Linked DNA regions of Homo sapiens: regions 2 and 3 are each linked to region 1. A link is a contact called in ENCODE Hi-C or POLR2A ChIA-PET data. All regions are on one chromosome and are shown on one strand. The core of a region is the stretch at or near the end of the contact, and the rest is flanking DNA. Distances in the headings are between cores, read along the strand shown.

The links. A loop is a pair of places that touch in the nucleus more often than their neighbours do. ChIA-PET counts read pairs that join two places held with the same protein, here RNA polymerase II (POLR2A).
Region 2: POLR2A ChIA-PET joins it to region 1 with 11 read pairs in activated B cell. The contact joins two enhancer-like sites. A Hi-C loop is called at or near these places in 1 of 168 maps with a recorded cell type or tissue (CD14-positive monocyte). POLR2A ChIA-PET finds 5 or more read pairs at or near these places in 1 of 52 experiments (activated B cell).
Region 3: a map of OCI-LY7 shows a loop between it and region 1 (3-fold over the local background). The contact joins two enhancer-like sites. A Hi-C loop is called at or near these places in 2 of 168 maps with a recorded cell type or tissue (OCI-LY7 and endothelial cell of umbilical vein). POLR2A ChIA-PET finds 5 or more read pairs at or near these places in 1 of 52 experiments (endothelial cell of umbilical vein).

What each region holds. Positions count from the first base shown.
Region 1 is chr2:99,825,747-99,829,393 of GRCh38, reverse strand. The region is part of intron 8 of AFF3 (ALF transcription elongation factor 3); the gene reads left to right. Among named protein-coding and RNA genes, the nearest start is that of AFF3, 320 kb to the left of the region's middle. Within about 2 kb of position 1,918, at least 3 of the 41 ENCODE cell types and tissues checked have a DNase peak (open chromatin) inside an H3K27ac peak, as active enhancers do; they include CD14-positive monocyte and OCI-LY7, where a contact is called at or near this core.
Region 2 is chr2:99,771,083-99,774,729 of GRCh38, reverse strand. All of the region lies in intron 8 of AFF3 (ALF transcription elongation factor 3), which reads left to right. Among named protein-coding and RNA genes, the nearest start is that of REV1, 280 kb to the right of the region's middle. Within about 2 kb of position 1,774, at least 4 of the 41 ENCODE cell types and tissues checked have a DNase peak (open chromatin) inside an H3K27ac peak, as active enhancers do; they include CD14-positive monocyte, where a contact is called at or near this core.
Region 3 is chr2:99,859,469-99,863,115 of GRCh38, reverse strand. The region is part of intron 7 of AFF3 (ALF transcription elongation factor 3); the gene reads left to right. Among named protein-coding and RNA genes, the nearest start is that of AFF3, 280 kb to the left of the region's middle. Within about 2 kb of position 1,800, at least 3 of the 41 ENCODE cell types and tissues checked have a DNase peak (open chromatin) inside an H3K27ac peak, as active enhancers do; they include OCI-LY7, where a contact is called at or near this core.

The DNA.
Region 1 (3,647 bases), core at 669-3,168:
TGTCAGATGGGTAGCTTGCAAAAATTTTCTCCCATTTTGTAGGTTGCCTGTTCACTCTGATGATAGTTTCTTTTGCTGTGCAGAAGCTTTTTAGTTTAATTAGATCCCATTTGTCAATTTTGGCTTTTGTTACAATTGCTTTTGGTGTTTTAGTCATGAAGTCTTTGCCCATGCCTATGTCCTGAATGGTATTTTTCTGGTTTTATTAATCTTTCTTAATGTATGCATAGCTCACATTTTTTCAGTGTTTAATATTAAAAGTGTTTGGACCTTATGGAGAAGTTCGGTGATGTTTTTGTGATCAGAAATGTGCTGTAGGAACTTAACTCTTGTTTATATCAAAATTAGCCTATGGTAAAACTGGTTTTATTATATAGCATTTCACTTAGAAGCCTCAGTTTCAAAGACCCTATTGATGACATTAAGTGAGGACTTAGTGTAGAGACACCAAAATATCTGCTGAAGTGATATTAGTACTTAAAATATGAAGGCAAATAAGATTCTACTAAAAGTATTTTTGGAATGTGAATGTGTGTACGTGTGTGATGTGTGTGTGTAATTCTTGTGCCATAAAATCCCTAGCATGAAGGGCTCTGTGAACTTCAGCTCTACCCAACATTTTTAACTTTTCACTCTGACCTAGGAATTCCATCAGGCAGCTGGTTCTTGCAAACAGGTCCTCGAGTGTAAGCCACCAAAGACCTTTCAGTCCCATTACTGCCTCCATCAAATTCCCTAAGGGCACTACAGTGTTTCTCCCCAAAAGCCTTGCTGGTTTCAGCCTGTGGCTGGGATCGTTATACTGAGTCATGGCCCCCTTTGGAAGTGGGTCCGTCTCGTGGCGGTCTCTGCTAGCTCGCTACACGTTCGTGCTTGCTGCCTTGCTTGTCCACTTTCTGGTCTGCACTGCTCCTGACTTGCTCCAGGACTGACAGGTTGGAGTCCAGGCTGCTTCTCTCCAGCAGCCAGTGCTGGAGGTCTGGATCGCGGACCCCTCCAGGCAGCCAGCCGGTTGCGACGTCTGCTTTATGCTGGATCTCACTGCCAGGGCAGGATCACAGTAACCAAACTATGCTCTCTTCCTTGAAGGGTAACTTATTCCCCGCTGGAGCTCACCATCAATGCAATGTTCACCAGCATTACTGACTTGAAGAGTATCCTTCAGTCATTTTACCATTGACTTTATCAACCCCCTCAGGAACCTTTAAGACACTTTTCTCCCAATTGTTCCCAAATGAAATTCTAATACCACAGAGATACCGCATGTCTGTTTGTACATGGTATGTGAGTCTGTGCTTTATACACAGAGTAAGGTTTTCTCATCCCCAAGAACCAATTTTGTAAGGTGCCCATTGGGAATGCCTGGCTTAGACCATCCCTGCTTGCTGCACACCTGTGACACCAGCACCTCCTTGTCACTGTCCTCGTCACCCTCCGCAGACGCTTCACCTTCTCTGTCCCCAGAGAGATGGATGCCATCCAATGAGCACCCCTGGGCCAGTGGCATCAGACAGTCACTGTTCCAGGCTCTGTTCTCGGCGCTGGGGGTACAAGGGTGAGTGAAACAGGCACTACTGAAGCCAGCACAGGAGTGAGCACCTCCTCTCTCTGCCCTCTTCTAACCTCTGCCTCTCTGCTGGCATCTCATTCTCAGTAAACACATACAGATTCTTTCCATCGTATGTGTGTGTACATATATATATGTGTATATATGTATGTGTGTGTATATATATACATATATATATATATATCTTCAGTGCTACATTGCTTGCAGCTCTTTCTTCCTTCCTAACTAGACTCTCCAGACCAAAGTCTCTCTGTGTCTTCACTTTCATTTCCCCTTCAACCAACTGCCATCTCTCCCACCACCTTCCTTCCTGAAATGGCTTTTACTGAGGTTACCACCCCAGGCTTGCTTATCAGAAGTACAGAGAGCATTTCCCCATGTGATCTCTGGCAGGCATTTGATGTTGCTGACTGCAGGATCCACGTGAAAATGCTCATGCCCTTGGTGTCTCTGTCACACCCTCCTGGGTTCACCCACTTTGTGGTCCTTTCTCCTGGGTCTCCTACGTGGACCTGTCTTCCTGTAAGTCCCCCTTGATGTTGGTGTTCCTCAGGGTCCCATCCTGACTCTTCTCTACTTAGATGCTGTACTTCCATGGTGTCTGGTAACATCTGTGTGGGGATGGGTCTCAAGTGTGTCTCAAACACAGCTCTGTTTCCTGAACTTCTGTCACCTGCCCAGCGGCCACCAGATTGCTCCACTTAGATGTGTCATGGACACCTGCACCTTAACTCATCTCACACCTCTGCCGGCTTTTCCTGCAGCTTGGATTATCTTCATTCCCCGGCTGTCCATGCTGTTGGGTTCTTCTTCTCCCTCACACTCACCATGTTCAGTTCCTCACCAAGCCTGTCAGCTCTGTCTCCCTCCGGTGGGTCCACTTCTCTTTACCTCCAGCTATCTCCTTGTTCATCCACCATCCTTTTCCTACATGACTCCAGAGACCTGCTTGCCAGCCCTCTGCCTCCCACTAGTCTCCACAATGGAGGCAGAATCCACTTTCCAAAGCATAGGTTTGCTGGAAACCTGTTCGTGGCTCTCCCCTGAGTTCAGGATAGAGTCAGGCCAGAGACCCCCAGACGTGGTTTGCAGAGTCGCACATGCTGTGGCCGTGCGTATGCTTCCAGACTCATCTTTCACCACGTTGCCCCTCACACTCCATGCTGCACTTCTGCAGGCGTAACCACTGCTCTCACCATCACCTCTGGGCGCAACTCATGCTCTTCCCCACCCCGGCACATGCTCTGCCTACCCCTGACCACACATTTAGCTGACCGACTCCTGCATATCTTCCAAGCCTCACTAGAGATGTCACTCCCTCCAGGAAGCCTTTGTGATTCCCAAAGTCTGAGTTAGAGGTTCCTCTTCCATGTCTGCCAGTTACACTTTATTCTTATTACAATACTTAATATGTAATGGTCTTTCTTATTTTCTCCTGGGCTGTTGTTATCTACCTCCAGGGGTGAGCACGATGACCGGCACTTAGTTGATGTTTAATAAAAAGTGAATAAATGGCCAGATGGGGTGGCTCACGCCTGTAATCCCAGCATTTGGGAGGCCGAGGCAGGTGGATCACCTGTGGTCAGGAGGTCGAGACCAGCCTGGCCAACATGGTGAAACCCCGTCACTACTAAAAATACAAAAATTAGCTGGGCATGGTGGCGGGGGACTGTAATCCCAGCTACTCAGGAGGCTGAGGCATGAGAGTCACCTGAACCTGGGAGGCAGAGGTTGTAGTAAGCCGAAATCACACCACTGCACTGCAGCCTGGGTAAGAGAGTGAGACTCCATCTCAAAAAATTAAAAAAAAATTTTTTAAGTGAATAAATGGATGAAGAATAATGAATGAATGATTTTGACCTCTTGCTCTTCACCCTTTTGTCCTTCTAGTCCTGAAGCAAATGGTTCAAGGTACCATCCCCTAAAACATGAGCTCTCCAAGGACTGCCAAGACTGTTGTGCTACCTGGAAGCATTAGAACACATTGTACAATTGGCACAAATGCAAGAGAGAAGAAAATTCACATGCTAACCCCTGAGGGCTAGAAACAGGAGGGAGTGCAGCAGCTCCTGCTAAAGTG
Region 2 (3,647 bases), core at 525-3,024, 55 kb after region 1:
TGCTTTTGTTGCAATTGCTTTTGGCATCTTTGTCATGAAATTTTTGCTCATGCCTATGTCCTGAATGGTATTGCTTAGGTTTTTTTCTAGAGCTTTTTTAGTTTTGGGTTTTGCATTTAAGTCTTTAATCCATCTTGAGTTGATTTTTTGTATATGGTGTAAGGAAGGGGTCCAGTTTCAGTTTTCTGCATATCGCTAGTCAGTTCTCTCAGCACAATTTATTAAATAGGGAATCCTTTCTCCGTTGCTTGTTTTTGTCAGGTTTGTCAAAGATCAGATGATTGTGGGTGTGTGGTCTTATTTCTGGGTTCTCTATTCTGTTCCATTGGTCTGTATGTCTGTTCTTGTACCAGTACCATGCTGTTTTGGTTACTGTAGTCTTGTATTATAGTTTAAAGTTGGGCAGTGTGATGCCTCCAGCTTTATTCTTTTTGCTTAGGATTAGGATTGCCTTGGCTATTTGGGCTCTTTTTTGGTTCCATATGAATTTTAAAATAGTTTTTTCTAATTCTGTGAAGAATGTCAATGGTAGTTTAATGGGAATAGCATTGAATCTATAAATTGCTTTGGGCAGTGTGGCCATTTTCATGATATCGATTCTTCCTGTGCATGAGCATGGAATGTTTTTCCATTTGTTTGTGTCATCTCTGATTTCTTTGAACAGTGGTTTGTAGTTCTTCTTGAAGAGGTCCTTCACTTCCCCTGTTAGCTATATTCCTAGGTATTTTATTCTCTTTGTGGCAGTTGTGAATGGGAATGGGAATTCTTTCATGATTTGGTTCTCAGCTTGCCTGTTGTTGGTGTATAGGAATCCTTGTGATTTCTGCACATTGATTTTATATGCTGAGACTTTGCTGAAATTGCTTATCAGCTTAAGAAGCTTTTGGGCTGAGACGATGGGGTTTTCTAGATATAGGATCATGTCATCTGCAAACAAAGATAATTTGACTTCCTCTTTTCCTATTTGAATACCCTTTAATTCTTTCTCTTGCCTGATTGCCCTGGCCAGAACTTCCAATACTATGTTGAATAGGACTGACTTTTGATCAGTTTTGATCCAGAACTGCTCTCACTAGCTTAATCAGCCACTTCAGTTAAGGCTTGGCCCTGAGTGACTTTTGTCTCTTTGTTAATTCATATCCAGTCTTAACTCTGAGATTCCCCACCCCCATCACACCAACCTCCACCCCCACCACCTCAACCCCAACCCCAGGAATTGACGTAGCACAGTTTCCAAAGAAGAATTCCCAAAACGTTTGAGCACTCCAAGCATTTTAGTAATAAAAGACTCACCTGCCTAGATGACAGCTTTGTAGCAACAAAAAAAATTATATGAGTTTATATTACAGCAAGTAGTTTAAGAATCAGTCTCATTGTCTTATCCTACCTCACGAGTCAAGTAACCATTTGCTCATTTTGTAATTCTTTAATGAGCACCTGGCTAAGCTTGACACTGGGGAAGGAGCAGTGAACTAAACAGAGGGGGTCTCTGCCCTCAGAAACTTAGCTGTGGTCTCAATCAGTGGGCTGAGTGCTATAAACTATTAACACTGTAGACATTTAGAGAAAGGAACTTAAGGAGGCAGTGAGCAGGTGTTTCCTGAACAGTGTGAGTCTTCTTGAAGGAAGATGTGATAGAAGGGTAGGATGTGGATGGGGAAGTGACAACGGGTGAGCAGAGCCTGCAGGTGAAAGTCGCAGAGCCTCCTTCCTGTGAACGGGAGTGGGAACCTGGCCGGTCTGAACCCAGGCTCCCATGAGGAATGGTGGGAAGCATGTGAGACACTCAATGGCCAGGCAGGCCTGAGACAAGGCTGAGAACTTGGATCTAGTCTAACAAGCAGCCACAAACCCTCTCAGGCAGGAAAGGCATTTGGGGAAGATTAATCTGGTGTCAGGATTGACGGCCTTTCCCTTAGCTGCAGTCGCCCCTTCTTTGTGTTCAACTTCATTTAATGATAGATGGTTCTAGAATTAGCCGGAGACTAGGACCTTAACTTCCCAGGGTTGGGAAGCAATTTGAGAATTAAGTCATGGTTGTTTAACTCTGAAATAAAAGTGGTGCTAGGCTTAGCCATATCACTTCAGGCTGTTCAGAATAATTTTTCTTTTAATTGCCACCATATCTTCCTGAGGAGATACAGAAGAAAAAACAAATGCTAGAAAAAGGAAGGGGCAAGTCTGAAAACATTAAGATCTTGGTTATATATTGATACAAGATTTCCAGAGCAAATACTTTCTGTTTCTCTCCCTGAGAAGAGCTGAACATAGCCAGGCAATTTCTGTGTAAAGTTCAGAGAGAATCCTGACATGTATTTGTGTGTACATTGTTCCTGAGGCAGGGTGGAATGGGTTGCATCTAATTCACTCCCTTCTTTTGGCAGACACTTAGACTATCACAGTTCTTCTCACAGGACTCACCCATGGGAAGCCAGAGGCCCCACAGACCAAGCACACGGCCTGGTCAGAACAAAGCTCCCCATTTGCCTTCCCTGCCTCTCAGGCCCCTGCCACCTCGCCCGGGGCTCATCGTCACTCTTTTCTTCCTCTTCTCTCCTTCCCTATTTTGTCCCACTTCTTGTTTATTCTTCCTCTTCTCTCCTTTCCTATTTTGTCCCACTTCTTGTTTTCTGAGGTGGAGGATGGGAAAGGGGACCAGAGTTGAGTATGAGACGAGAGAACCAAGAAGGCAGGAATACCGCATGTCGATTGCATTCACACTTAAGAAATCCTGCCGAAGCTCATTGTTCTTCATTAAATGACATATTTATGGTTTCCAATACAGTAACTTCTCAGAAAACCCCAATTAGCTATTCTTATCGCTGTTTTGCAGACTGAAGGAACATAGAAGGACACAGTGGCCCCTGCCCTGCATTCTGGCTGTATCACAAGTGACTGAGAGGCCTTGGGCAGCTCACAGAACTTCTTGGGGCCGGGTGTCCTCATCAGAAAATTTAGAAATACGTCACTTCCTGGGGTTGTCTTCACCTCCAGATTCCACAGTTTCCTGTGGCTCTGAAACCAGAGTCCACGTCTCCTCATTCCGAGTTCCACTTCTTTATACCATGTTATTCTTTTGTCTCTGAGAGCTTTGAAATATTGGGGGAATCATAAGGTCTTAAAACATAAATATTATATAAACAAGGTGACCTTTAAAATGCTTTTGTTGGAACTTTGCATCTCTAGAATGTGTTGCTGTATCCATTTGTGCCAGCCTTCTTCCTATTCAGAAACTGCTCTTGTCAGGACACCAGGGCTGAGACATCTTCCCTGGCATGCTGTTGAGTGTGAATTGCTCTGGTTTTTTTTTTTTTTTCTTCTTCATTTTTTAAGTTCTGGGATACATATGCAGGATATGCAGGCTTATTACATAGGTAACGTGTACCTCGGTGGTTTGCTGCACAGATCAACTCATCACCCAGATATTAAGCCCAGTATCCATTAGCTGTTCTTCCTGATGATCCCCCATGGCAGGCCTCAGTATGTGTTTTTCCCCACCATCCATGTGTCCATGTGTTCTCATTGTTCAACTCCCACTTATAAGTGAAAACATGCAGTGTTTGGTTTTCTGTTCCTGCATTAGTTTGCTGAGGAGAACAGCTTCCAGTTCCATCCATGCTCCTGCAAAGGACGTGATCTTGTTCCTT
Region 3 (3,647 bases), core at 551-3,050, 34 kb before region 1:
AATAGTAGAGTCTTTATTGAGCAAGGTGGGCAGCTGTCTAGAAGGATGAATTAGTTTTTAATTTCTGTGCTGCCATTGCCTTTGCAGGAAACACATCCACTGAGATACTTGATTGAGTGTTTCTTCTAAAACCTATTTATTTTAATAAAAAATCTTTATAATATTAGTTTGCCAAGATAGCATCATTAGATTATAGGAAGTGGTTGGAGTAGAGAGTAGTGTGGAATGACCAAAGGGGTCTTTTTAATTGCCATTGTAACTACTTAATAAAAGAGGGACAGGAAGAGGAAACCTTTTGGTGTCTGGCACTAGATTTTAATTTAGAAGAGAAAATTGAGGAAGTTTAACCACAACCTCATTCGGTCCACTTCGTGATGACTTTGCCTTTGGCAGGCTAACACATCAAATAAGTTTCAAAGGTCCCTTTTATGTTTGTAAAATATTGTTTTACACTGGTTCTTACACAGGATGAAGAGCATAAAGGAACAAGCTAGGAATGTGGAAATTCCCTTTCCTCAGTAATTTGGGCCAACATCAGGACCACACCGTGGGGCACTGGGCCAGACCTAGTGATGTGGGGCATTATCTGTAAATGCACCTGAAAAATTAGATAAGGCTGTGAAAATGGAATTTTAGTGATCCAGGGTTTGAGAAAAGTCCTCTTGGCTGGAGTAAGGCATGTACGTAGGTCATATGATTGTTTCTGAAACATGAAACTCAGAACCCAAAAAGTTCAGCACATTTTGGCCCCAGTAAGTAGAAAACACCCCGGACATTATCTATGGATGAAATAGTGTGCTGCAGAGGACAGTCCCTGGCCGGAAGCTGGACCATTCCAGTGAATTCAGCAAAACCAGAGAACTCTACCCCGTGTTTTGACAGATTTAAGAGAAAATGCAGTAAAATTCAGCTTTTAGGAAAAAAAATAGGAAGTATAGATATTAAAAGAAAACCTGGAAACTTTAAAATCATTTATCATTAGCTACCCAGGATCACAATGATGAGGTCTTGGGGAAGGGTGGGGGAAGTGTGGGGGAAGACTTCAAAAACTAATCAGTGAAGAAAAGCAGTTTGGCCAATGTGGAGACTAAAACATCTTTCTAAATCTGCAGCAGTTCCCTGGTTGAGGAGAGCAGGGAAGCCTAAAAAAGGTGGCAGATGGGGAGTGTAAACAAGAAAATAGGCCATAAGAGAATTTTTGAGCAACTTGCAAAGTTTCTTTAAAAATAGTGATGAACAAATATATAGTAAAACTATAAAGAAAAGCAAAAGAATGACAAAAACACCAATTAGGATGGTGAAGGGGGTTTGATGAGATAATTGAAGAGCACAGTGGCTCTGGACATTTATTGTTATAACTTTGTACCTTACGCTGTTTGGGTACACAAATATTTATTTTACTGTTATTCTCTACAAGGTACATATACATTAATTATGTCCATTCTTTTGTTATGTATGATGCGTTTCAAGATAAGAAAACAAAAAGAGGAAGTGGTTAAGTACAGAGCAGCTCAACCAAAGCTTTATAACAGTGCCAAGAATACACTCCAGAATTTCAGAAGAATGATAACAACTTTCAAGTCTTGGCCTCTTCTAGTGCATGAGACATTATTTAACCATTTATTTTAAGTGTATAACCCATCTTATACACAGGTCTGTGTGGTAGGTTATTACCCTCATTTATGTAGTGGGGGAAACTGAAACACAGAGAGTGACCAGGATCAAATCCAGGTAGTTTGGCTCTAAAGCCCTTGTTCTTGGCCACTTCTCTACTCCCCATATCGTATTACCATAGAAAGAGCCTACATGTAAGTTTGCATGAGTTCTTACATTGAAAGGATCAACATATCTTTTGAATTGGCAATGTTGGAAGCTGCACATGAAACAGAGTCAGTGGCAACATCAATTTTGGAGCTGTTGACCAAAACCCATCATTTAACTGGCAACATTGCTGAAAATCTGGTCTGTTACCAGTATGATTTCTTTCCATAAGAAACCTAAAGAATTTGGATTTGTGAGTCACTTCCATCTGAAGCCCTCTGATTCTCTCCACAAAGGAGAGAATCACTAAATTCAAAGGGGGAGCTGTTGGTTAAGGGTACAAACTTTCAGTTATAAGATGGATACGTTCTGGGGACCTAGTGTACAGCATGGTGACTATTCATAATGCTGCACTGCTTACTTGAAATTTGATGAGAGAGCAGATTTTAAGTGTCTTAACTGTACATGTATACAAACTCACAGAACATGATAACTATGGGTAGTGACAGACACGTTAATTTTATTGTGATCATCTTTACACAATATATACATATGTCAGGTGATCACATTGTATACCTTGAATTATATACACTACTTTTATCTGTCAATTTAATTTTTTTTTTTTTCTTGAGACGGAGTTTTACTCTTGTTGCCCAGGCTAGGCAATGATGTGGTCTCAGCTTACTGTAACCTCTACCTCCTGGGTTCAAGCCATTCTCCTACCTCAGCCTCCTGAGTAGCTAGGATTACAGGCGCACACCACCACGCCTGGCTAATTTTTTTGTTTGTTTTTTGTTTTTTGAGACAGAGTCTCACTCTGTCGCCCTGGCTGGAGTGCAGTGGCACCATCTCGGCTCACTGCAAGCTCTGCCTCCCAGGTTCACCCTATTCTCCTGCCTCAGCCTCCTAAGTAGCTGGGGCTACAGGCACCCGCCACCACCCCTGGCTAGTTTTTTTGTATTTTTAGTAGAGACGGGGTTTCACCATGTTAGCCAGGATGGTCTCAATCTCCTGACCTCGTGATCTGCCCACCTCGGCCTCCCAGAGTGCTGGGATTACAGGCATGAGCACCATGCCCAGCTGCTAATTTTTGTATTTTTAGTAGAGACAGGGTTTCACCATGTTGACCAGGCTGGTCTTTAATTCCTGACCTCAGGTGATCCTCCCGCCTCAGCCTCCCAGAGTGCTGAGATTTCAGGTGTAAGCCACTGTGCCCAGCCACAATTAAATATTTTAATATAAAAATTTGTTAATAAGTTTAAAAAGTTAAAAGTGCAAGGACAACACTTTGAGGAACGGAGAGTGTGGTTTCTATATGGAAAATACCTGACTAACCCAAGTATCACATTTTTGAGAGAATATATGCATTTCTTAGTAAAGAATAACCACTGAAATAACTTATTTAGGTTATCCTTTTTTGCGGGGGGCGACCATAAGCTTTATTGGCTGAAAGTTCTAGGAGCCTGGTCTGCTAGGACTGGGTGTTCCTGGCTGATCACCCCCAGGCCTAAGCTCCCGGTTTCGTCTGGCCCTTCTGTAGCATGTTGTAGGTTACAACCAACTGATCAAAGATGATTTTTCCTGGTGCTTGCTCAGAATTTTGCAACTTCTTCTCTTGTTCAGACAAAGGCTTTGAAAATATTCTGTACCAAGAGTACTTTTTTAAAAAATTGACCTTTCATGTGATGAAAAATGAAGAGAAGAAAACGTGTTGAAGTAGACAGAAAATGAACACATAGAAAACAAAAATTAGGAATAAACAAATGCATTTCTAGATGATGGTGGATAATCATCGAAATCCTCTAGGATTAGGTATTGGCTTAGGATCTGGTTAGTTAGCATATTCATAAATCAGGGTTTCGCAAACCTGGTTGTAATATAAGAAT